Linked DNA regions of Mus musculus: regions 2 and 3 are each linked to region 1. A link is a loop called in an ENCODE intact Hi-C map of the cell type or tissue named here. Cell type or tissue: left cerebral cortex. All regions are shown on one strand.

Region 1 (8,000 bases):
CATGCCTTCTCACATTTCAAGAGTTGTAGGCACATTATTTTACTGATTCTAGTAGCTTGATTTTGACATGATTCTGAATAACCAGCCCTCCACAGTAAATGCCCCAACCCCTCAGTTAGCATTTGCTAAGATCTTCCAATCAGAGGGAACAAAAACATTTTCAGGGACAGAATCAAGGAAAGATGACGTAAAAGAAGCAGTGGATCTTATTAAGCACAAGCCTGCTTAATATCCTTAACAATCTTAAATGAAATGGGTAGATAATTTCTTCTAAAAAAAAAAAGTTCTTATTTGTTCTTCGTGAATTTCATACTATGAACCCTAATCCCACTTATCTCTCTCCCTCCTCTTCCTTTGCACCCTCCCCTCAACAGGACAAAAATCACTTGTGGAAGCTGTACTGTGTTACAGTACATCCTAGAGTAAACCCTTTTGTCTACACTCCTTTGTTTGCAAATGGTCATTGCAAGGAGTCACTGATCTGGTTTGAGGCTGCTGGCTTCTGCTACACGATCAGCACTGGAACCTCACTGGGACTCCTCTCCAATATCTGAATGATGCCCTGTGTCATGGAGATCCTGTCCTTTTGGATTTGTAAGACAGGCTGCTTCACACACTTCAGAAGTTCATTGATTGATGCAGTAGAGTTTGGGTGGGCCAACTTAAAGCCCTGGATCTGGGCCTGAGTTATTGAGTTGGTCAGTCTGCCAGCTCTGCCACATTCACAGTACACAGTTGAACTCTCCTGCCTTGCCCAGGCGGACCCTTCCATTGTCATAGCCAGCAAGGGGTAGAAACAGCTTTCCTGTTCTCATGCCCATGAGACTGGTTCATCCATCCCCATACCACTAGAACCAGCTCTAGTGTTTTGCCCAGGTGAGGTGAGGGGACCACTCTCTGGAGTTTTACAGCTTGTAAGGGACAAGGCCTATTCTTCCACTCTCATTATCCTGGGTCCAGCTCTTCCACCTACCATAGGTGGCAAGGGCAAAAGGGAAGGGAGGGAATCTCTCCGTTGCTGATGCCACCACAAAGTAAATAAGAGGCAGGCCTGGACTTCCCATGGTCATGCTTTAGGTGTGAGGCGGAAGCTCAATAGCAACCCTCATATTCAGGGCCAGCTCTACTATGTGCCCAGGCAAAGTGCAAGGTCTGCTCTCCTGAGCGTTACAGTAGGTGAAAAGCAGGGGTATCTCTTCTACTCTGATGCCCTCAAGACCATCTCTCCTGTCTGTCACAGGTGACAAAGGGTCAGGAAGCATCTCTGCTTTGCCCATAGGGCAGATAAGTGGTAGGGCCATATCTCCCATATTCACATCCTCATCTCTGGCTTGCCTTTGTCCCCTGAACCATGGCTCTCTCTCCTGAGTGCTGCTGCAGCTGTTGAAGAGCAGGGCAAGCTCTACTGTACATAGGACCCCAGGGCTAGGTCTCCTGTCTGATGCGGGTGGAAAGGGACTAGAGGGGAGGATAGAATCTCTCTCATCTGTGTCAGCTTACCCATGATACCCAGGTGAGAGTTGGGGCCAGTTCTGCATAGCCCTCAGAAATCAACATGTCCCTGGCCAGCAGCCCCAAACAAGGAATTCTGCCTACCCTTTGGTGGTAACAGACCCCCTACTGCTGCAGGGCCACAGACCCAGGCTTAGCTCCAGGTCAGTCTTCCACCATGGCCTCAGATGTTATAACCAGCTGCTCACATTAATAGTGTTCCTCACTACCCCCAACTCTACAATTCTACCTCTCTTCATTGTCCTCTCATTCTTTTGTTTCTCTTTCTCTTCCATATCTCCACCACTTCCTTGCCCCTCTTAGTTGCACCCTGGGTCTATGAGTGTCTGAGGTCATCTCAGAAGTGGTGATTGGCACTGGATAGGGGTCATCTCAGGCATGGTCTGCCACATCATCCTCCATGCCCTTGAAGCACAGACCTGGTGATCATCTCATTGTGGCTGCCTGTCTGGACCTCATGGCACTGGACTGATGGTCATCCCATATGCATGGCCCCATGTAGGGGTCATATGTCTTTGGTGCACTCTTGCCTATACCTTGTGGTCCCTGGTGGGATTCTTCTAGTCTCAGGCTTGCTCCTCTGGGATGTCTTTCCACCAGCAACAAACTGTGCAGAACTTCTCCAAACAAATGCCACTTCCTTATCTGTGCCATCCCACACTTATCTCCAATTTATTAAATCTCCCGCTTATTATATTTGTGTGTATGCCACAATCAGGAGTGCTTCACCTTATTTTTTTTTTTTCTTTTTCTTAAATCCCCATATTTGTGGCCCCTGTTGAAGGCACCACCTATAGGCGCCAGCACCTCCTTACTGCACCAGGGTCTTCTGATATGGTTTGTGAAAATGAAAACTGGGACAGATTGGAGAGGTCTCCACAAGAGTGGACTGAAACATGTTTACTAAAAACAATGGCTCTGCCAAACTTCTATATACTTCGATGACGTCAGTGGAACACAGAGATACACAGGCGGCCAGAATGCTTAGTTGCCTGACGGAGTACCTCAGTTTTTTGAAAACTGAAAGGTACACAGTGCCCATGGAGCTATGGTCTCTAACCTTAAAAACCTATGACACATGCCTCTCAAGATAGCTTGACCAGGAACTCCATGAATTCCTGTGTGTGTTAACTGAATGCTTTACAATTCCTGAGTTAACTGATCATTGAGTTGTCCCTTATATTACACATTTGTTGATTAGTGTAGAAAATTCTTTAAAATGCAATAGGATATTTATAAAAAAATTTATATCTTATTATTTAATAACTCTTGAAACATATATTTTCTTCTATAAATGCTTATATTGACAAGTATGAGATATGTACTTTAGTGTGTATGGGCAAGTGTAGATTACACTAGTAGTGATGTGTCTATTGCTGGTTTGTCCCCTCAGTGCAACATATGTCAGCATTAGGAGAAAAACTGTTTTAACACATATGAAAATCCTCTGTATAACTTTTTAACTATTCTTTGAGTCCAAAATAATTGATAATTGGATATATATATATATATATATGTGTGTGTGTGTGTGTGTGTGTGCGTGTGTATAAATATATATATGTATATATATTTGAAAAAGAATAAGTAATACATCTTCTGTTAAAATTTTTATGAATAAGAAAAGTAACTTTATTATTTATATAAGCATATTCTGTTACATCTAAAACATCTTTTTAATAATGCTAAGATCAAGAAATATAAAATGGTCATGTTTTATAACTTCTTTTTGATACTAAGGCTTGGATCTGCAACCTTTTGCATGCTTGGTAAGCACTCTACAACTAAGCTACATCTTCAGCCCTATCATTTTATTATACCTTAATATTCTCTAATACATTTGTTTTATAATCATAGTCTATCAACTTCATATTTTTCCCAAGCCATAAAAAAATACTGTTTTAAGAAAAATAAAACCTAAACTGGTTCATTTTCTGGAGTGGATTATTTATTCATTTTCAGACATCCTTTTATTCAAAATCTAAAGATTTAATTAAAATAGGGCAATTTTACATAAACACATTTTCACATGCATAAAAGAACAGCAGAGGAAGGAGTCAATTTCACTCCCTACTTTCTATAGTTCTGAAACCTTTGATTCTGTTACATTGACTGAAGTTGCACTTCATCAGAAGGGTGCAGTAGAAGTAATTGGGCTTTGATATGCCACAAAGACCTGATGACAGCCATCAATTGTGGCTGGGTCTTTTCACTTCTCTCCTGCACCAGCTCATGAGAAGTGTGGCCAGTGCTGAATGTTTTTAAGGCTTTGACATCTGTTAGACTAAACGTAGCTTAAGGCTTATGACCACCCAGAAGGCTGAATATTGTCCACATTCACCTGTGAAAGCATCAGAAAGAAAGTTGCACCATCGGTTATATGCATTGCATTAGCTCTGCAGGAGGGGCTTTGAATGTAACTTTCCAGACACCCAGGTACACCCATAAAGTTCCCTCCAGGATTCTTTAATTCAGTGGTTTCTCAATCTTCCTAATGTTACAACCATTTAATCCAGCTCCTTATATTGTGGTGATGCTGATAAGATTATTTTTGTTACAACTTCATAACTGTAATTTTGCTACATTAAGAACTGTAATGCAAATATCTGATATGCAGGATATATTGTCATTGTTATAAACTGAATATAATTAAAACTCAGTGATTAATTGCAAAACAATATGTAATTATATATCTAAAATGTTTATTGCTAATTACAAATAAATGAAATTTTGGCTTTAATTATGGTGTAGCATGGGTAATAGTCTTAATATAACTGCAATAAACCACATGGCGAGATTTTTGTAGCAGTTTGTGTGAAAAGCTAAAGCCACTGCAAAGATTGAGACTGCTTTTTTCTCACCAGGTCAGAAATTCTCAGGTCCATATTCGAAAGAGAACAATGAAGATCATCTTCCACACATCTACTCTGCAACACTTGACAATCAGCAAAATGGACACCCTGTTTCACCAAGACATGTCTTTGGAAATGGAAAAAGAAAGCACAGCACAGTCTCAGGCAGGTGTGACTGCAAAAGCTTGATCCAGACTTTTGTAGTTGACATTGTAGAAAATTCAGCTCTTGCTACATCACTGTTAATAAGTCCAATAAACTCCTCTTGTGCTGACTCAGGAACATCTTCAACTTTGACTGTCAATGGGTGTCAGGCAAATGCAAATGGGATGCCAGGTAGATTTGGAAAGTTCCATTAAATTTCACCTGCAAGCAAGTAGAAGTGTTCTTTCAATGAAGATATCATCACAATCCTTTTGTCTGGTCTGTGTCGTATTCCTCAAAAAGAACCAAATGTGGGAGGCAACATGCAAGATTTATTTTCATCCTCTCTTTTCTTTTTTCAAAGCTGAAGTTTTATTTGGAATGAGCATATCATTTTAGTCAAAGTGAGGCACATTGCCTTTGATTCTGGCAGTGATAAATTTAACTCATACAAGATGGCAAAGATGGCTCTTTTTATCTCTGAAAAGTGCTTCAAACTGCAGTTTTGCCTTCTGATTAAGAAGAGATTTGAGTTCATTGAGAAGATCAAAAAACACCTCTAAAACTTGTCCTCTTGACAACCATCTCCCTTCGATGTGAAATAGCCGAGCTTTGCTTGGCACAAACTCATAGTTGCGAAACAGTTGACTGTCTAAAGTGCTGGCCATTACAAAACTGACAGACCTTAAGCCATCTTGTGATTCTTGTGGCAATGGCTGCATTGCTAATATTTGCAATGGATCATGAAGGGAAATCAGATCACTTTTGGTGACACATTCACTACCAAACACCTAAATCCAAGTGGACATCCTGGCACAGATGAGCACCATTTGTGCTAACACCTCTAGTCTTTTCTCAAGAGATCTTAATGCTGCTTCAGAAACAAACCAACTGCATCAAATACATCATGTGGAGTAATATTTCAAGAGCTTTGCAAAAACAAAACAAAACAAGACAAAAACCCCATCTTTAAAATTGCCATCATTAAAATGTCACATGTAAATCAGTAATTGTGAACAATTAGCAACATCTGTAGATTCATCAAGATGAATATTAGAAGTGAAGCAGACTTAATTTTCTGGATTACCTGATCAAGAATAACAAGAGACATGCCGTCTACGCTTCTGTAGACATTGTTCTTAGATGAGGAAACTGTACTCTGTTGTGTGATGAATTTGTCTTCTATCATAACTAGAACAAGGTCTTCGGCTGCTGACAGTAGTAAATCCCCATCAAAGATGTGGTTTCATAGCTCTGGCAATTCTCAGTGCCACGAAATATGAAGGTTCCACATCTGAGACATTTTGTTTGTGATACTTGCTACCAGTTGTCAAGTTTGGCTTCTTGATTCTATCAGCTTTGGTTACAAAGTAGTTGATATCTTTGCTGGCAAAGCTTCGATGCTTGCAATCAAAATGGTGTTTTAGTTTGCTCAGCTTCATAGATTCTTGGGACAGAACTTTACAACAAAAACAAGAGCAACAAAAAACAAAAACAAAAGAACCATTGTTGTTTCTCAGTTCCTGCTCTAATTACTGATGTAAAACCACACTGAAAAAGTTATTACTATATTTTCTTTTCTTAAGATCCTTCTCTTCATGATCCACTGCCATGGGATAGTTTTCTAATAAAAACAATATAGAGGGGCTGGTGAGATGGCTCAGTGGGTAAGAGCACCCGACTGCTCTTCCAAAGGTCTGGAGTTCAAATCCCAGCAACCACATGGTGGCTCACAACCATCCGTAACGAGATCTGACTCCCTCTTCTGGTGTGTCTGAAGACAGCTACAGTGTACTTACATATAATAAAATAAATAAATCTTTAAAAAAAAACAATATAGAGCAATAGCTTTACTAATGTAAAAGATTATACATAGCATATTTTAGACAATACATTTCTTTCAATTTTCCTATAATTTACCATGCTTTATATACCTGTTTATTATTCACAGCAGAATAAAAAAAGACCAATCAGCATCCAGATTAAGCTTCCATGATATATACATATATGTGTGTGTATTGATTTGTACATATATACCTATATATGTATATATATATGTAACAATAACAAAAAAAATCATCAGTTACTGATTATATATGCTATTAAAAAGTTATATATATTATATATACTATATAAAGTTAATATATATTACATATACTATATCTAATCAGGTTATAATATATAATATGATATTATATTATATATAATTAGTATATATGCTATATACAACAGCTTCTATATAATACATAATCAGTATATATAATATATTACATATTATCAGTAACTAATGATTTCACAGTACATTATGTTACATTTACACAGTAATTATAATTCACAAAATATTGTTTTACCCCCAATTTTGCTGTTTTCACCATAGTAGCTGCTCCTTATACATGTGTGACTGGGTCATATAAGTACATCATGGCACCAATGTTATGACATTATATCACACACACCTGTAGCTTCTTGGAGTATATATGAAAAGTTTGGTAGGATGATGTCATCATGCTCTGTGCTCACATGTGGCCATATCTGCATGTGGATACACTGCCTGGAGATGGATATAGGAATGACATCATTGGAAATATATATCTTCCAGTGGTCTTAGGAGAGCCCTGTGAAAGGGTCAATTGATTCTTAAAGGGTTGTTACCCACAGGTTGACAACCAATCAATTTGTGTGTGTGTGTGTGTGTGTGTGTGTGTTGTGTGTTGTTATTATTTATTTATTCTTTCTTCATGCAATACATCACAACTACAGCTTACCTTCCTTCCATTCTTACGAATCCCTCTAATGATTCCCTCCCCCCCAGATCTACTCCATGTTTTCCTCTCTCTGTTCCTGTGCCCCCAGAAAAGAGCAGGCCTCCCAGGAACATCACTGAGCACAGTAAAAAAATGATACAATAAGATCAGGCACAAACAAGGCACGGGGAGATAACCCAGCAGGAGGAAAAGGGTGCCAAGGGTAGGCAAAAGAAACAGAAACACTATGACTCCTACTGTCAGGAGTCACCCCCAAATACCAAGCCAAAAACCAGAATATATGTACAGAAGACCCAGCACAGACTCGTGAATGTTCTACAGTTGCTGCTTCAGTCTCTGTGAGCCCTCTGAGTCCCTGGTTAGTTGATTCCTCTGGCCATCCTCTTCAATTCAACTCCTTTGGCTCTTACAATTTTACCTCTCCCTCTTCCTCAGGAGAGGAACATCTTAAGAAATATATTATGCCAGGATCTGAAGCAACTTAGGCTTGGGGTACCATCTGGTGGCATAAGATAGCATTGCTTCTGAGTTGGGAATCCATCATTTAAAAAAAAAATCACAAAGCAAGCTAGATAGCAAAAACTAGAGTAACTATCAGACTGTTTAATGCTAAAGCACAGATCTCAGACTATGAGGGTAGAATTTTTGCTTTGCCACTGCTGTGTAGGACACTCCACTGAGGTGGCAAAATGCTGGGAGTGCTTGGCTAAGTCTCCCTGTATTGCCTCTG
Region 2 (8,000 bases), 72 kb before region 1:
ATGTTTGCCCAGAATATTCCTTTTTTAGCCTCAACATTATGATCTGCTTTTAACTCTGCCAGACCAATATATGCTGCCCAGATATTCCTGTATGTGCAGTCTTCCACTAAAGCATGGTCTGATAATGCTCTCAAAGAAAGATTTCTTTCCCTTTCCTAGTAATGAACAAGTGAGATGTGCTCTGGGATTGGACGTTGAATCCTCCCCTCCGTCCTGGGATTTGGTCTGCCCTGCTTTTACATGTGCTCTGTGAATGTTGTGAGAAATTTTGTGAATTCCTATGTGCAGCTGCCCTGCTGTGTCTGGAAAATGGTGAATCTTCGTAGTCATTCACTGCTCTTGGCTAGATTACACTTTTGCCTTCTTTTCCAGAATGGTCCCATTGGGAATGGTGGTGTGGTATTTATGTTCCATTTGGGGCTGAGTATTCCAGCCTCTTATACTCTTGCCAAGCTGTGGGTCTCTGGGTAATCACCATGAACTATTGATAGAAGCTTTTCAGGTGATGAGTGAGAGATGCGTTTATCTGTGGGTACAAAAATTAGTCTCTATGGGTCAATTTAATCTATATCTACTTAGCAGCCTAATAGTAGTATATGATCCCTTAGGGTCTATGACTTCTCTAGGAATAGATTCTGGCACCAATAATGGTGCCAGGTACGGGTTTCATCCTGTGGAGGGAGACTTTAAATCCAATCAAAAATTGTTCTCTCACATTTTGTTTTGTCTGCTGTTGAACAGTGGGCAGGTATCAGATCAGTCACTAGAATAGCTTGAAGAAGTAACAGCTGAGTGTAGCTGATGATTCTTCTACTCCAGTAGCTTGCCTTACACCTTCCAGCACTATGAAAACTAGCCAGTAGGAATAAAAACTCCAGCTCAACAGCAGCTTGGTTTCGCTGTGATTTATGCCTGAAGTATGTAGTGTTTTCAACAATAGGGCCTTATCGTCTGTCTTTGACACTGTTTCTGGAAGACCAACAACAGACTAAAGTGTACATACCAACAAAGTCCAACTCAGTAAACCAATAAGATTTTTAGTCTTACTTATAGAGACCATACTTACATACAGATAAGCCAAGCACCTGGCAACATTAAAACATTCAATAACAACAACAACACCTTCAACAACTAGTGCTGGTCTAAGTGGGTGTCTGCATGTAGAAGAACGCAAATAGACCCATATTTATCACCCCACACAAACCCTAAGCCCAAGTACATCAAAGACCTCAACATAAAACAGAATACATTAAATCTGATAGAAGATAAACTGTAGAATAGCCTTGAACACATTGTTGCAGGAGGCAACTTCCTGAATAGAACATCAATAGCTCAGGCACTAAGATCACCAATTGATAAATGAGACCTCATGAACGTGAAGGAAAAAACAGCAGCCTATAGATTGGGAAAAGATCTTCACCAACCCTATATCCAAAAGAGGGCTAATGTCCACAATGTATAAAGAACTCAAGAGTTAGATACCAACAAATCAAATATCCCAATATTTAAAAAGGGGGCCCAGAGCTAAAAAGAATTCTCAACTGAAGAATCTCAAATGTCCTAGAAGCACTTAAAGTGCTCAACATCCTTATTCATCAAGGAAATGCAAATCAAAACAACTCTGAGATTCCACCTTACACTGATAAGAATGGCTAAGATCAGCCGGTCAATGGTAGCACACGCCTTTAATCCCAGCACTCAGGAGGCAGAGGTAGGAAGATTTCTGAGTTCGAGGCTAGGCTGGTCTACAGAGTGAGTTCCAGGAGAGCCAGGGCTACACAGAGAAACCCTGTCTTGAAAACCAATAAAATAAAATAAAATAAATAAAATAAAATAAAATAAAATAAATGGCTAAGATCAAAAACTCAAGAGACCACATATACAGGTGAGGATGTGGAGCAAGGGGAACATTCCTCCATTGCTTATGGGAGTGGAAACTTGTACAACCACTTTGGAACTCAATTTGGTGGTTTCTAAGAAAATTTGGATTGGTTCAACCTCAAGACCAGCTATACTACTTCTAGGGATATACACAATAGTTGCTCAACTATGCCACAGGGACACTTGATCAACTATGTTCATAGCAGCTTTATTTATAATAGCCAGAAACTGGAAACAACATAGATGTCCCTCAAATGAAGAATGGATAAAGAATATGTGATACCTCTACACAATAGAATACTACCTGGCTATTAAAAACAAAGACATCATGAAATTTGAAGTCAAATGGATGGAACTGGAGACTATCTATCATCCAGAGTGAGGTAACACAGATCCAGAAAGAAACATTGTATCTACTTTCTCATAATTGGATATTAGCCATAATGCGCAGGATAATTCCATTATGCTACGACCCACATACCCACAGAAACTGGGTTGTAAGGAGGGCCTAAGGGAGAGGTTGTGTGAATCTCACTCAGAAGGGGAAACAAAATAGTCACCAGAGGTGTATGGAAAGAAGGAACTGAGTGGCAGTTAGGGTGAGTATGGGGATGGTGATCAGGTTTGTGTGTGTGTGTGTGTGTGTGTGTGTGTGTGTGTGTGTGCACGCGTGCTCAAACAGGGTCATCAATAGGACAAAACAGCATCCTCCAGATTGGGAGAGAGAATGGAAATCAGTGAGGGGCATCTTTAGAACTAGCTGGAGCACTGGGATGGTGGTGATCTTAGCTAAGGTTTCTACCAGCAGGAGATATAGAGACTGAAGTTGCTACCTCCTGTAACCAGGCAGGAAGGAATGGGACATCAACTCACCCATAAAACCTTCAACCCTAATTTTATTCTTCCTACAAGATGCACAGAGATAAGGATGGATGGATCAGAGACTGGGGCTGGTATGTAGTATAACTGTCTCTTCATCCAGCAGTGGATAGAAACAGATGCAGAGAACCATTGCAGAACGTCATATGGAGCTCAGGGATTCTTCTGGAAGAGTCGGGGGTAGAATTGATTGTGCTGGAGGGGTCAAGGACACCACAAGAAGACCTACAGAGTTGAATAGCCTAGGCCCACATGGGCTCACCGAGACTGAACCACTAACCAAAAAGCATGTAGCAACTGAACATAGGTATCCCAAGTATTTGTAGCAGATATACAGCATGGTTTTCATATGTGTCTGTTGAGAGTTGTTCTTTTTCTATGTATTGTAATGCTAATTGTCTGCGTCCCCTATACCTGGTTGCCCAGAGAATAGAGAGTCCACATGTAGTCCCAAGTGACACTATACGTCCTTGCCCTAAACTCACTTCTGATTGGTAAATAAAGATGCCGACAGCCTATAGCTGGGCAGAATTGAGATAGGTGGGGCTTGGTGCTCCCAGGCTTGGTCTTTCCAGCCTTGGGGTTGGAGGAGACCATGATGGGGAGAAGAAAGTGAAGTGAGGAGTAAGATGCCATTGGTTAGGAGTTGAGAAAGCATGGCACAGAGGACTGGCCAGTTGAGAGTTAAGAGCAGCCCAGATGAAACATGGTAAGTAATAATGTGGTGTTATCAATAGGAAATGGATTTTAATAGCATAGAGGGTAGCTATCTGCCTAGCTCTAGTTCTGATTAAGGCTTATTGTAAATATAAAACTTGTGTATGAGTTTTATCTGGTGAAAGGTGGGGTAGAAACCCTGGGTTGTGATTAATTATTTCACAGCATGTGTTCACTAACACTGCCTGTGACTCTGTTGCCTGTCATTGGACTTCCTCTCCATACCTGGATTGCCTGAATTGACCTCAGTGGGAAAGGAGGTATTTAGACCTGCTGAGATTAGATGTCCCAGGGTAGGGCAGTACCGAAGGGGGCCTTCTACCTCTCTGAGGATAAGGGGAAGGGGTAATGGGAACTGAGACTTGTAAGGGTAGGATTGGAAAGAGAGAAAGGACAGAGCAGAATGCAATGTTGTTGAGGTTTTGTTTTTTACTGTTTATTGTAATGCTAAGTGTGGGTCCCCAAAACCTAGAGTCTGCATATAGTCCCTAGGACCCTTCCTCCAAGTTAATTCTGATTGGTGAATAAATATAACATCAGCCAACATAGGTGGGGAGAAGGTTTTTGTCAGGTTTAGAGAGAAGAGACCATAAGGAGGGGAGAAAAGAGGAAAGAAGCTGTCATGGAAGAGTGACCAGGAGGGATAGTAAAGAAAATGTGGCCATGTGGTCTGGCCAATTCGAACTAAGAGCAGCCCAGATTGAACATAGTAAACAGTGAGTGATGGCTTGGGATCATTGATGGGAAGAAAGATTCTAGCAGCATGGAAGGTAGGCAAGCTGCCCAGCTATTGTGATGTCTAAGGTATAGCTAAAAATATAAAGGTTGTGTGTGCGTGCTTTCCTCTTAAAACATAAATGGTTAAAGGTGAGTGGTAACCCCATGCCAGGATTTTAATATTTTTAGTATTTTTTTACTACAGATATAATATCAATAAAAGAATTATGGAAAGAAATGGTTGTTCTTCATAGTGATAAAATGACTTCTAATGATATTCTTCTATACTCAGATCAGTGTGGTTTTTAGTCATCATCACAGAAGCTTCTTTTTGCAATAGACAGAAACAATTACATAGACTTCCTGTGGCGTGTGTGTGTGTGTGTGTGTGCGTGTACTTTCAGTTTAATGTTTTTATGGGAATTCTGAGTGTGTGAGTGACTGAGTCTCTGATTTTTTCTCTTAAGCTTATTTCCTTCTGTTGGTTTTCTTTTATTATATTTCGTTTATTATTTTTAAAAGCATGTTCTTTTATAAAGAGAGGGGTAAAGAAATTGTATCTGGGTAGAAGGGGAGGTGGAGATGAACTTGGAGGAATAGAAGGAGGGGAAACCATAATCAGGATATATTTTGTGAGAAAGGAAAGTGTTTCATTTTCAGTAAAAGAAAAAAAGGTACTTAAAATGTTATATATCTTCCTTACTAAGAATAAAATTCATAGTTGCATTGCCAAAAAAATGGTTATCTTCCTGGGGTTGAAGGCAGGCCCTTTATTCATTCCTCATTCATTTTCTCCCCTTCTCTAAGGTAGGAGTGGTGTCTCTACTACACGTGTCACAAATAGAGACCTCTGAATCTCTCTGTCAGCTTGTATAGAAATGTTAGCCCCTCTCTACTTATCCAAAACCCCTTTATGACTACTCCATTTCCTTTGTGAGCAGCTCCTTCTCCAATTGATCCACATTCCAGGTGATGATTCTCTGTCTCTTACAATAAGAGTCAGGTACACTGTGACTCCAGAGTATTATCAGAATGAAAGACACACTATAAATGATATTCCAGCTATAAGAAAGACAGACAGACGGAAAGAATTAAAAACTAGCATGGTGGTGCAAGTCTTCAATCACAGCACTCTAGAGAATGAGGCAGGTGAATCTCTGTGAGCTTGAGACCATCCTGGTCTCTGTAGCCAGTTTGAGGCCAGCCATGGATATACAGTGAGACCCTGCCAAGAAAAGGAATAACGAAATGTTAACCCCCATCAGATATACACTGTAAGGAATGAGTGCAGCTGAAGGACAAAAGTTGATGTCAATCCCAGGAAGTGTCAGACAGGATCAAGGACTCAAGATAACAGGTCTGAGCCAAGAGTCTAGCAGTAGGGGAAAATAGGCAGAAATCATCACATTGAAGGAGCTATAGGGCTAATGTTGGGAGCCATTTCACACTTAATTTTTCTATTTTAAACTAATAAATAACTATTCTATAAAGTTTGGAAGTTTTAAAAACTTATGAAGAAAATAAAAATTTGTAGGGCTGGGGGGCCATGTTACCAGCCACACATAAGAGCTGGCTGGTAGAGGTTAAGTGAGCTCAGACCCTGGGAATCTGGGGCCCTGTACCAGGCAGACACTAGAGCTGCTGAGGTTGAGTGAGCTCAGATGCTGGGAATCTCAGAGATCTCAGGCTGAAAGGAGTGGAGCCACTCCCTACCTGTCTCTGTACCTGTTCTGGAATGTAACCACAACACCCCACTGAGAGCACTCTGGGCACTCAGTCAGGTAAACTAACACCTGGAGTTCTTCTTCATGCTAATGAGGTATCTAGGTAGCCCCAGGAGACTTCAGCCAATGAGTTTCCCTTCCTGGGCATTCCTTACTTAAGCAAGATGTATAATCCATGGCTCACCCCAAATAAAGTGTATACATTTACATCCTCCATCAAATACACCAGTATGAACAGCAAGGATCATCTCAGAGGCCTTCAACTAAAGAGCTGTCCTAAGACTGCTGAGGAAAGCTTTCTCCCCTCCAGACCCTCTGCTACTCTTGGCACTCTCCACTACTCTGACCAGATTCTGCTCACCTTAGGGGGAAAGGCAGACCTTGGACCTCCTGTTCCTGACTCCCCACCCCAGGCCTTATACCAGTGATACCCAGTTACCCATGGTGTGCTGGTGCACCCAAGACCTCCCCAGCTGAGAAGCAGGAAACAGTACTACAAAAGTTAGCCATCATCGTACATGAGTGTCCCCACCACATGGTGCACATACTTAAGGGTTCATATTTATCAGGTATTAGAGGTGGTCATATATAAATGAAAGACCAACCTGTAAAAGATGAAGATCAAGTAAAAGATGAAGCTTTTATTTGTGTTATTTCGTGTTCTGCCTTCCTATGAAAATTTTGCTTTCATTTTAGCAACTGAATTGCCACTCTCTTGTTCGTGATAATATTTTAGGTATTTAAGGGCAATTGATGTGACTTATCTGTCTTCCTTGCTAAATATTGGATTATATAATGAGATACACATCCCTCATAGCTTTCTCAGCCACACCTGTATTCTCATCCTCAAGTGCATCTGCTCATGCCCCAACCTGGCCCAGAGACCACATCCAGATCTGACCTACTATCCCATGGGCAACTATCAGGCTAGCACTGGTGTAACACATTTACCTTTGAGCTTCTAGAGTTTTCTTTTTTTTTTTTTCAATGTAATTCTTTAAAAGTCACTCAAAATCAGCCCAGTCACCAAAATAATTACCAAAAAGTCAAAGAGGTTAATGAAAAACATTGAGAAAGCCAATGGACTTCTAAGATCTGGGTGGGGCAGAGCTTTCCATGTCTCGTAATTAGCTTCAGCTGTCAGCTTGACACAGCTGGTCTGAAATTATCGAGAGAACCTCATTTGAGAAACAGCCTTGGCTGACTTGGGTTGGACCGTGGGAATGTCCACGAGGGCATTTTCTTGATTGTTGATTGCTGTGAAGGGCCTAACCTATGTGGGAAGTTCTGTCCTCGGCGGGTCAGTCTGAGTTGTGTAAGAAAGCTGTCTCTGCGAGTGTAGGAGAAAGCTGGCCAGTCCGCAGCTTTTCTCCACAGTTTTGATTTCAGTTTCTGCTTGAGCTCCTTTGATTGCTCTCAGTGGCTGATTGTGACATGGAAGTGTAAGCCAAATAATGCCCTTCCTCCCCAGGTTGCTTTTGGACATTGTGTTTATTTAAGCAATGGGGTGCAAACAAGAACACCACAAGAGCCTAGGAAATGTGAAAAGATAGAAGCTCAAGTCCCTACAATATTTGTCAGCTATACATCTGAGATAGGATTCATTTCTAGAATATAGAAAGAACTCAAGAACTCATCAAGAAAAACAAACAAACAAACAAACAAACAAACAACCTAGCCCAAAAATGGGGCTAAACAGTTGAACTGAGGACTCTCAGAAGAAGAAATACAATTGGTCATGCTTTAAACTGTGTTCAGCTTCTTTAGTTTTTGCAGAAATACAAATTGAAATTGTACTGAGAGTCTATCCCATGCTCCTAAGAATATCTATTATCAAGAAAACACTATGTGTGTGCGTGTGTGTGTTTGTGTGTGTGTACATGCATACATACATACATACATACATGGTGGCCTATGGAGATGGCTCAGCAATTAAACACATTGCCTCTTCTTCACAGGACCACCTTATAATCATCTGTTACCTTGGCACTAAGAACACATAAGGTACATAGATATGCATACCACAAAACATCACATACATGAAATAAGCAAAAAATTTAAAAAGGAAATGGATAAATGGAG
Region 3 (8,000 bases), 660 kb before region 1:
ATTAATATGGCTGATATGAACATAGTGGAGCATGTGTCCTTATTACATGTTGGAGCATCTTCTGGCTATATGCCCAGGAGTGGTATAGCTGGGTCCTCAGGTAGTTCTATGTTCAATTTTCTGAGGAACCACCAGACTGATTTCCAGAGTGTTTGTACCACTTTGCAATCCTACCAACAATGGAGGAGTGTTCCTCTTTCTCTACATCCTTACCAGCATCTGCTATCACCTGAGTTTTTCATCTTAGCCATTCTGACTGATGTGACATAGAATCTCAGAATTGTTTTGATTTGCATTTTCCTGATGACTAAGGATGTTGAGTATTTCTTTAGGTGATTCCTGGCCATTTGGGTTTCCTCTGTTGAGAATTCTCTGTTTAGCTCTGTTCCCCATTTTTAAATAGGGTTATTTGGTTCTCTGGACTCTAACTTCTTGAGTTTTTGTATATATTGGGTATTAGTCCTCTATTGGATGTAGGATTGGTAAATATCTTTTCCCAGTCTGTTAGTTGCCTATTTTCCTGTTGGCAGTGTCCTTTGGCTTACAGAAGTTTTGCAATTTTATTAGGTCCCATTTGTCGATTCTTGATCTTAGAGCATAAGCCACTGGTGTTCTGGTCAGAAACTTTCCCCTGTGCCCATGTGTTCGAGGCTCTTCCCCACTTTCTCTTCTATTCGATTCAGTGTGTCTGGTTTTATGTGGAGGTCCTTGATCTACTTGAACTTGGACTTTGTACAGGTAGGTAAGAGTGGATCAATTTGCATTCTTCTACATGTTGAATCAGCATCATTTTTGAAAATGTTGTCTTTTTTTTCCTCCAGGTGGTTTTAGCTCCTTTGTCAAAGATCAAGTGACCATAGGTATATGTGTGGATTCGTTTCTGGGTCTTTAATTATATTCCATTGATCTACCTGACTGTCTCTGTACCAATACCATGCATTTTTTTTTTACCACTATTGCTCTGTAAATCAGTTTGAGGTCAGGGATGCTGATGGCCCAAGAAGTTCTTTTATTGTTGAGAATACTTTTCGCTGTCCTGGGTTGTTTGTTATTCCAAATGAGTTTGAGAATTGCTCTTTCTAACTCTATGAAGAATTGAGTTGTAAGTCTGATGGGGATTTCATTGAACCTGTAGATTCCTTTCTTCATGATGGCCATTTTTATTATATTAATCCTGCCAATTCACCAGCATAAGTGATCTTTCCATCTTCTGAGGTCTTAGATTTTTTTCTTTAGAGACTTGAAGTTCTTGTTGTAGACATCTTTCACTTGTTTGGTTAGAGTTACACCAAAATATTTTATATTGTTTGTGACTTTTGTGAAGAGTGTCATTTCCCTAATTTTCTTCTCAGCCCGTTTATCCTTTGCGTATAGGAAGGCTACTGATTTGTTTAAGTTGATTTTATATCCAGCCACTTGGCTGAAGTTGTTTATCAGGTTTAGGAATTCTCTGGTGGAATTTTTGGGGTAACTTAAGTATTCTAACACATCATCTGCAAATAGTGATATTTTGATTTCTTTCTTTCTGATTTGTATTTCTTTGACTTTCTTCTGTTGTCTAATTGCTCTGGCTAGAACTTTGAGTACTATATTGAATAGATAGGGAGAGAGTAGGCAGCTTTGTCTAGGCCCTGAGTTTAGTTGGATTGCTTCAAGTTTCTCTCCATTTAGTTTGATATCGGTTACTGGTTTGCTGTATATTGTTTTTACTATGGTTAGTTATGGGCCTTAATTCCTAATCTTTCCAAGTCTTTTAACACGAAGGTATGTTGAATTTTGACAAATGCCTTTAAAATCTAATAAATGATCATGTGTTTTTTTCTTTGAGTTTGTTCATGTAGTGGATTATGTTGATGGATTTCCATATATTAAATCATCCCTGCATCCCTGGGATGAAGCTTACTTGATCGTGATGGATGATCATTTCGATATGCTCTTGGATTTGGTTTGGGAGAATTTTTTTGAGTATTTTTGCATCAATATTCATAAGGGAAATAGAATTGATCTGAAGTTCTCTTTCTTTCTTGGTTCTTTGTGTGGTTTAGGTATCAGCATAACTGTGGCTTCATAGAAAGAATTAGGTAGAGTTCCTTCTGATCCTAATTTGTGGAATAGTTTCAAGAGTATTGGTATTAGGTCTTCTTTGATGGTCTGATAGAACTCTGTATTTAACCCATCTGGTCCTGAGCTGCTTTTTTTTTTTTTTTGGTCGAGAAACTATTAATGATTGCTTCTATTTATTTATGGGTTATGGGACTGTTTAGATCATTTATCTGATTCTGATTTTACTTTGGTACCTGGTATCTGCTGGGAACAAGAGAATGGCTGATATGAATATGAAAGAAGAGTGGAACTGTAGTACACAGGGCACACAACTTTGTAGCTGATAACTAGTTGTGTCTCTTACTGTTGCTAGCATCTACTAATTCCTATATCCCCCTTAATTGGTTGTACAAGTGGATAGTAAACATAGCCTACCTTGATGAGTCACAAAAAAGCATTATTTCAATGTTCTTGTATCTGTTGAGGCCTGTTTTGTGACCATTTTTTTGGTCAGGTTTGGAGAAGGTACGTTGAAGTGCTGAGAAGAAGGTATATTCTTTTGTTTTAGGATGAAATGTTCTATAGATATATGTTAAATCCATTTGGTCCGTAACTTCTGTTAGTTTCACCTTGTCTCTGTTTAGTTTCTGTTTCCACAATCTGTCTATTGTTGAGAGTCGGTTGTTGAAGTCTCCCACTATTATTGTGTGAGGCGTAATGTGTGCTTTGAGCTTTAGTAAAGTTTCTTTTATGAATGTGGGTGTCTTTGCATTTGGAGCAGAGAATTTAGAGTTCTTCTTGGTAGATTTTTCCTTTGATGAGTATGAAGTGTCCTTCCTTATCTCTTTAAAATAACTTTTGGTTGAAAGTTGATTATAATCGATATTAGAATGGCTACTCCATCTTGTTTGTTGGGATCATATGCTTGGAAAAATTGCTTTTCAGCCTTTTACTCTGAGGTAGTGCCTGTCTTTGACACTGAGGTGCCTTTTTTCTGCATGCAGCAAAGTGCTGGGTCCTGTTTACATATCCAGTCTGTTAGTCTATGTCTTTGTATTGGGAATCAAGTCCATTGATGACAAAAAATATTAAGGAAAAGTGATTGTTTCTTCCTGTTCCTTTGTTCCTGTGTCCGGATGGCTCTGGCTGGGTCCCTCTTTGGCCAAGAATTTGAGCAGAATTGGTGATCTTCCCTGTACTCAGGGTATGTCAGCACTCCTGGGAGACCAGCTCTCTCTTGTTGCTACTTGGGTTTAGAGAGCACAGGATCAGGTCTGGTGCAGACAGAAACTGGTTTGTTACTGTTTTTGTTTGAGAATTCCACACGGGGACATAAAGTATTCTGATTACATTCTATCTGATTACGTCACTGTTGCTCTTTACCATTCCTACCGACCACACCCCTTCATCCTTACTTGTCACTTCAGCAGGCTCACGACTTCATTTTGTTTTGTGACCCATCTGGCTTAACTAGAGCTATCTGTGAACCCTGAAATGGACCTATCCATGGAACTTTTAAATAGTCTCTTCTTGTACTGTAATGGCTTCTGTTGTTTTGTCTAATGTGGGTTCTTTGTTGTAAGCGGTTACCTCGCTCCTGACACAAAAGAAAGGGTTGCTTTCATATGTTTGTTGAACTACTAGGGATGAATAAGTGAAGAACCCAGTATAAGGTTGAGGACCATTAATTAGTCATTACAGGAGGACTCTGAGCCACAGATGCCCAGAACTCATGAAACAGGCAGGGAGCCTGCCACCCCAGGCTGTGGTAAGTCCTGTTCTGAATGCCTCTGGTTTGCAGCCTTTCCAAGGCCCCGGAGGGACTTGAGTGTTACTCAAGGTTTACTGTTTGAGAAACCGCAGAACTTGTGAAATTGTCTCTGTGGCCTTTTTTCTCCACATAGAGCCAACCCCCTAAGGTTGTTACAGCCCAAGGGCAATGTGTATGAAGACTAATGGTCATCTGCCAGCTGCTCATCTCATGTTCCACTAGATGGCGACATTCATCATGCTATGGATGGGCTGCCCACTGTCTCAAATGCTCAGTTGTAATCAATCCTTTGAAGATCTGTCAGCTCTAGAAGTGCCTTCGACCTTTTCTGCCTGCATTGCTGAGGACATTTTTTTTCAAGTGAAAAACACACAGTGCATCTCCTTTTCTTAAATGATAGCATGTCTTCCAGTTTCATATTAGGCACTTCATCTATTGTTCTAATCATGGTGTGAGTGCTTACATGAGCTCTGTCGTCAAACGTTGTAAAGTGTGCAACAGTAGAGAGCTGATGACTGTAGGTACAGAGCTACGCAGTGGACCTATCAAACCAATCCATTTTTCTTAACCGACTTTTCATGCCTGTGGATAACTAGTTTATCATTTTCCTTCTCACCCTCAACTGTCAAAAACCACCCAAGATCCCATGATATTGACAATGATGATATTTCTTTTCAATTCATGCATGAAAATTAAATGTACTTTTGAGGCACTGTGCAACATTTTGAAGCACATATGTGGATGCCTTAAATTTGACTATTTTAGACACTGCAAATGATAACTCCCACTCACTGTATTTGTCTTTCTGGGCTGATTTAGGCCACTTTCCACTTTTTGCCATTTCATCTGTGATATTGGTACTATAAACTTTATTTCTTTTAAAATGCTGAGAGGATCTTAAGTTTTATTATTATCATCTCTTTAGTTTTTTTTTTTCTTTGAAGCAACTTGCTCTGTGGACCAGGCTGATCTTTAACTAATAGAGACCGGCCTGCCTCTGTCTCCCAAGTGCGGGAATTAAAGAAGCGCCCCGCCCTGCTCTTTGAGAAATTAATACAATGTATTTTGATGATATTCACCCCTCACTCCTCCCTTATCTCCTTCCAGATCCCCACCCACATGTCCTCTTAAAACCAACAAATAAGACCCCAACCCTCTAAAACATTGAGTCCGGTGTTTACTTTCCATATATTCTTGTGTATGGAGCCATCCATTGGAGCATGGATGACTTAAAAGGGGTGTGGGTGAATGTCATATCCTTAAATAAAACCATCTCTCCTTCAAGGTCAATAGGTCTTCAGTTAAGGGGACTTAGTGATTACCTCTCTTTCCCTCCATGCTGGGATTTTGACTGACGATCTTGCGCATGCTGTCACAGCTGCTGTGTGTTCTCTTGTGTTACTACCTTATTGTGTTGAGAGAGTACTGTTTATTTCTAATTATCTACAACCTCTGGCCCTTAAAGTCTTTCTGCTCCCTACACAATGACCCCTAAGCTGTGATACAGAGGTCACAGTTAGGGCTGAAGATTCTGCAGTCTCTTATTCTCCTCACCTTGGTCAGTGGTGACTCTGTGTTAATCACGTTATACTGTGGAAATAAAAGGCTTCACCAATGAATAATGAGAGATGTACAATCTGGGCCTAACATGAAGTCATCAGAAGTTGACTTTCAACTATTTTTATTTAGCAGGACAAAAGAAGTAACAAGTTCTCCCTTAGGACTTATAATCTAGTTAGCCACAGATTCTTGGTCCTGACCACAGTACCAGCCATGGATTCCATCTGGTAGGGGGGCTTTAGCTACTTCCACTAAATCAATTTTTTTATTGTATGGATTGTATTTATTGTATTGCGCCTGTTTTGCTCCACTGGCTTTTAAGTTGTCCCCACACCTTGCAATAAACACTGGAGTCATGACGTCTTTTCAATTTTTTGATCTATACACAGAAGTGGGATTGCTAGGTCAGATTGCAGTTCTGATTTTTACTTCTTGACATGCCTTTAATGGTTTTCATGTGGCAAAACAACCTTACATTCTCACCAGCCATGAACATGGCTTCCAATTTTTCTACTTATTTGCTACTATTTGTTATCTTTGGACTTTTTGATAGCAAGTATTTCACCAGTTTTGCAAATATCTTTCATTGTGGCTCTGACTAGCACTTCCTGTATGATTAGTGATGTCAAACACTTTTTATATATCTGTTGCCATCTGCATGTCTTCTTTGGAGAAATCTCTATTCAAGTCATTAATACATTAAAATCAGTTTATAACTATTGAGTAGCAGGAGTTTCTTCTATACTTTGGCGATTAAACTACTGGGACCTTTTGTGATGATCCAATTCCCAGATTTCCATTACTAGCTCCTTGCTGATAACTCTCTAGTATCTATCTTCCAGGCTCCTCGTGGATCTCCAACTATGCTTAGCATCTCTGTGGACTGGAAGCCACATTGAATTCACAGTCTTTCACACATGCTTGCTCCTTTCCCCATTTCCCTTTATCTGAATAGAACAGCATTATCTACCTGATGCTCACTCTGTACTCATCACTTTCTACAATAGATTTTACTCGCAAGATGCACAAGCATATTTCCTCACATTAGTCTTCTTCTCTCTGCATGTGGGTATGGTTTTGTGCATTGATGATGAGGTCAGAGGTCAAAGGCATCTCTCTCCCTCCCTCTCTCTCTCTCCCTTTCTCTCTGTCTTTCTCTCTCCCTCTTCCTCTCTCTGTTTTTGAGATGTGTTCTTTTGTTGAACCCACTGCTCACTGATTGGCTAGCATGCCTGGACAGGGATGTATTCATCTGTCTTTGACTCACTCAGCAGAGTACAGCCACACCTGTATTTATGTGGGTGCTAGGTAGCCAAACTCAAGTACATGGCCCCACTGGGCTGTTTCCCTAGTTTGTCACATTAATTTTTGTAAGTGTAATTTTGTAAGTGTAATTTTAATTCTTTATCTGAATTCTGTGGTCACTCTTGTGGTCACTTGAACGAATTTCAAAATTGCTTCACGTCTTTTTTTTCCTCTTTCCATTCTCCCTACATTATAGCCACACATGCACATATATATATATATATATATATATATATATACCTACATATATATATATATATATATATACCTACATATATATATATATATATATATATATATATATATATATATATATTGCATACTTGTGTCCATCTATGAGGAAATATATAAAGATGTATGCATGAATACATTTTATGTGTCCTCCCTACCCCACTGCTTCCTGTGAGGCTAGAAACCTTAACCTTTCTGTTGTGTGCAGCATCTCCAGTGCCCATATCAGTGTCTGACAGCAAATTAAGTGCTCAGTAGGTGTTTATTGAATGGAAAAATCCCCCAGTGAACCAATGATGGGACCACAGGGAGACTAGCTAGTGGTTGGCTTCTATCTTTGTCTTGTGTGCTCTTTGTTGGGCTGGGGACAATGTCCTCCACAGGAGGCATCAACTGAGAATTGAGTAAATATGCACTTTTATATAAAACTGAAGATATTGTCAGACGAGAGGGAAAAGAAGGCAATCGAGGTGTTGATTACATTTAATTTAATTCATTGAGGTCAGCAAATACTAAGTGAATCTCTATTTTGTTAGGACATGATCACAACACAGAATATAAAATAGACCAGGTACTTTCCCTCAGAGCTAATGCCTTTTCATTTTTATGAGCTGTTAGGATTCTTTTAAACTCCTGTTCTCTGAGAGTCTGATTTGTCTCTTTGGTACTCAATTTGTCATTGTCCCCATTTAGAGTTTTTGTCAATGTCCAGGATGCTTTTAACATAGAGAGTTGTTCTTAGGAAAGGGTGCTAGTCTTCTTTTTAAAAAGTTTGTATATATGTGTACGTATTTGTGTACTTGCATATATATGCACATGAACGTGAGTGTACAATATTTTTGTGTGCATGTATATGCATGTATGCGCATGTTTGTGTAGAACAGAGGTCTGTGTCAATGTTATTCTCAGTAACTCTTCCCCTTAGCTTTTGAGGCAGTCTCTTGCTGAACTAGGAACTCACTGATTCAGCTAAACCAGTCAGCCAAGAAGTCTCAGAACTCCTCCTGTTTCTACCTCCCCATCACTTGGGTTACAGGTATGCACTACTGTTCCTGGCTTTTTACAGGGTGTTTGAGGTCTCAGCCTAGGT

What was found. A loop is a pair of places that touch in the nucleus more often than their neighbours do. Peaks named below come from ENCODE experiments on the same cell type or tissue, not always from the same donor. Only the 100,000 strongest peaks of a DNase experiment are listed, where the experiment ranks them.
Region 2: it touches region 1 in a loop (2.3-fold over the local background); 4 of 42 quality-filtered maps call a loop at or near these places.
Region 3: a loop joins it to region 1, with 5 times the contacts of the local background. A loop is called at or near these places in 2 of 42 quality-filtered maps.

What each region holds. Positions count from the first base shown.
Region 1 is chr1:107,554,550-107,562,549 of GRCm38, forward strand. It overlaps a transcript of Serpinb10 not described here and the pseudogene Gm18249. Among named protein-coding and RNA genes, the nearest start is that of Serpinb10, 30 kb to the left of the region's middle. In left cerebral cortex, a CTCF peak has its summit at 7,773 (motif pointing left); DNase peaks (open chromatin) are centred at 4,816 and 7,759.
Region 2 is chr1:107,482,571-107,490,570 of GRCm38, forward strand. No RefSeq gene overlaps it. Among named protein-coding and RNA genes, the nearest start is that of Serpinb2, 25 kb to the right of the region's middle. In left cerebral cortex, no CTCF peak of the experiment used is centred here; no DNase peak of the experiment used is centred here.
Region 3 is chr1:106,897,631-106,905,630 of GRCm38, forward strand. No RefSeq gene overlaps it. Among named protein-coding and RNA genes, the nearest start is that of Serpinb12, 37 kb to the right of the region's middle. In left cerebral cortex, a CTCF peak has its summit at 4,029 (motif pointing right); a DNase peak (open chromatin) is centred at 4,021.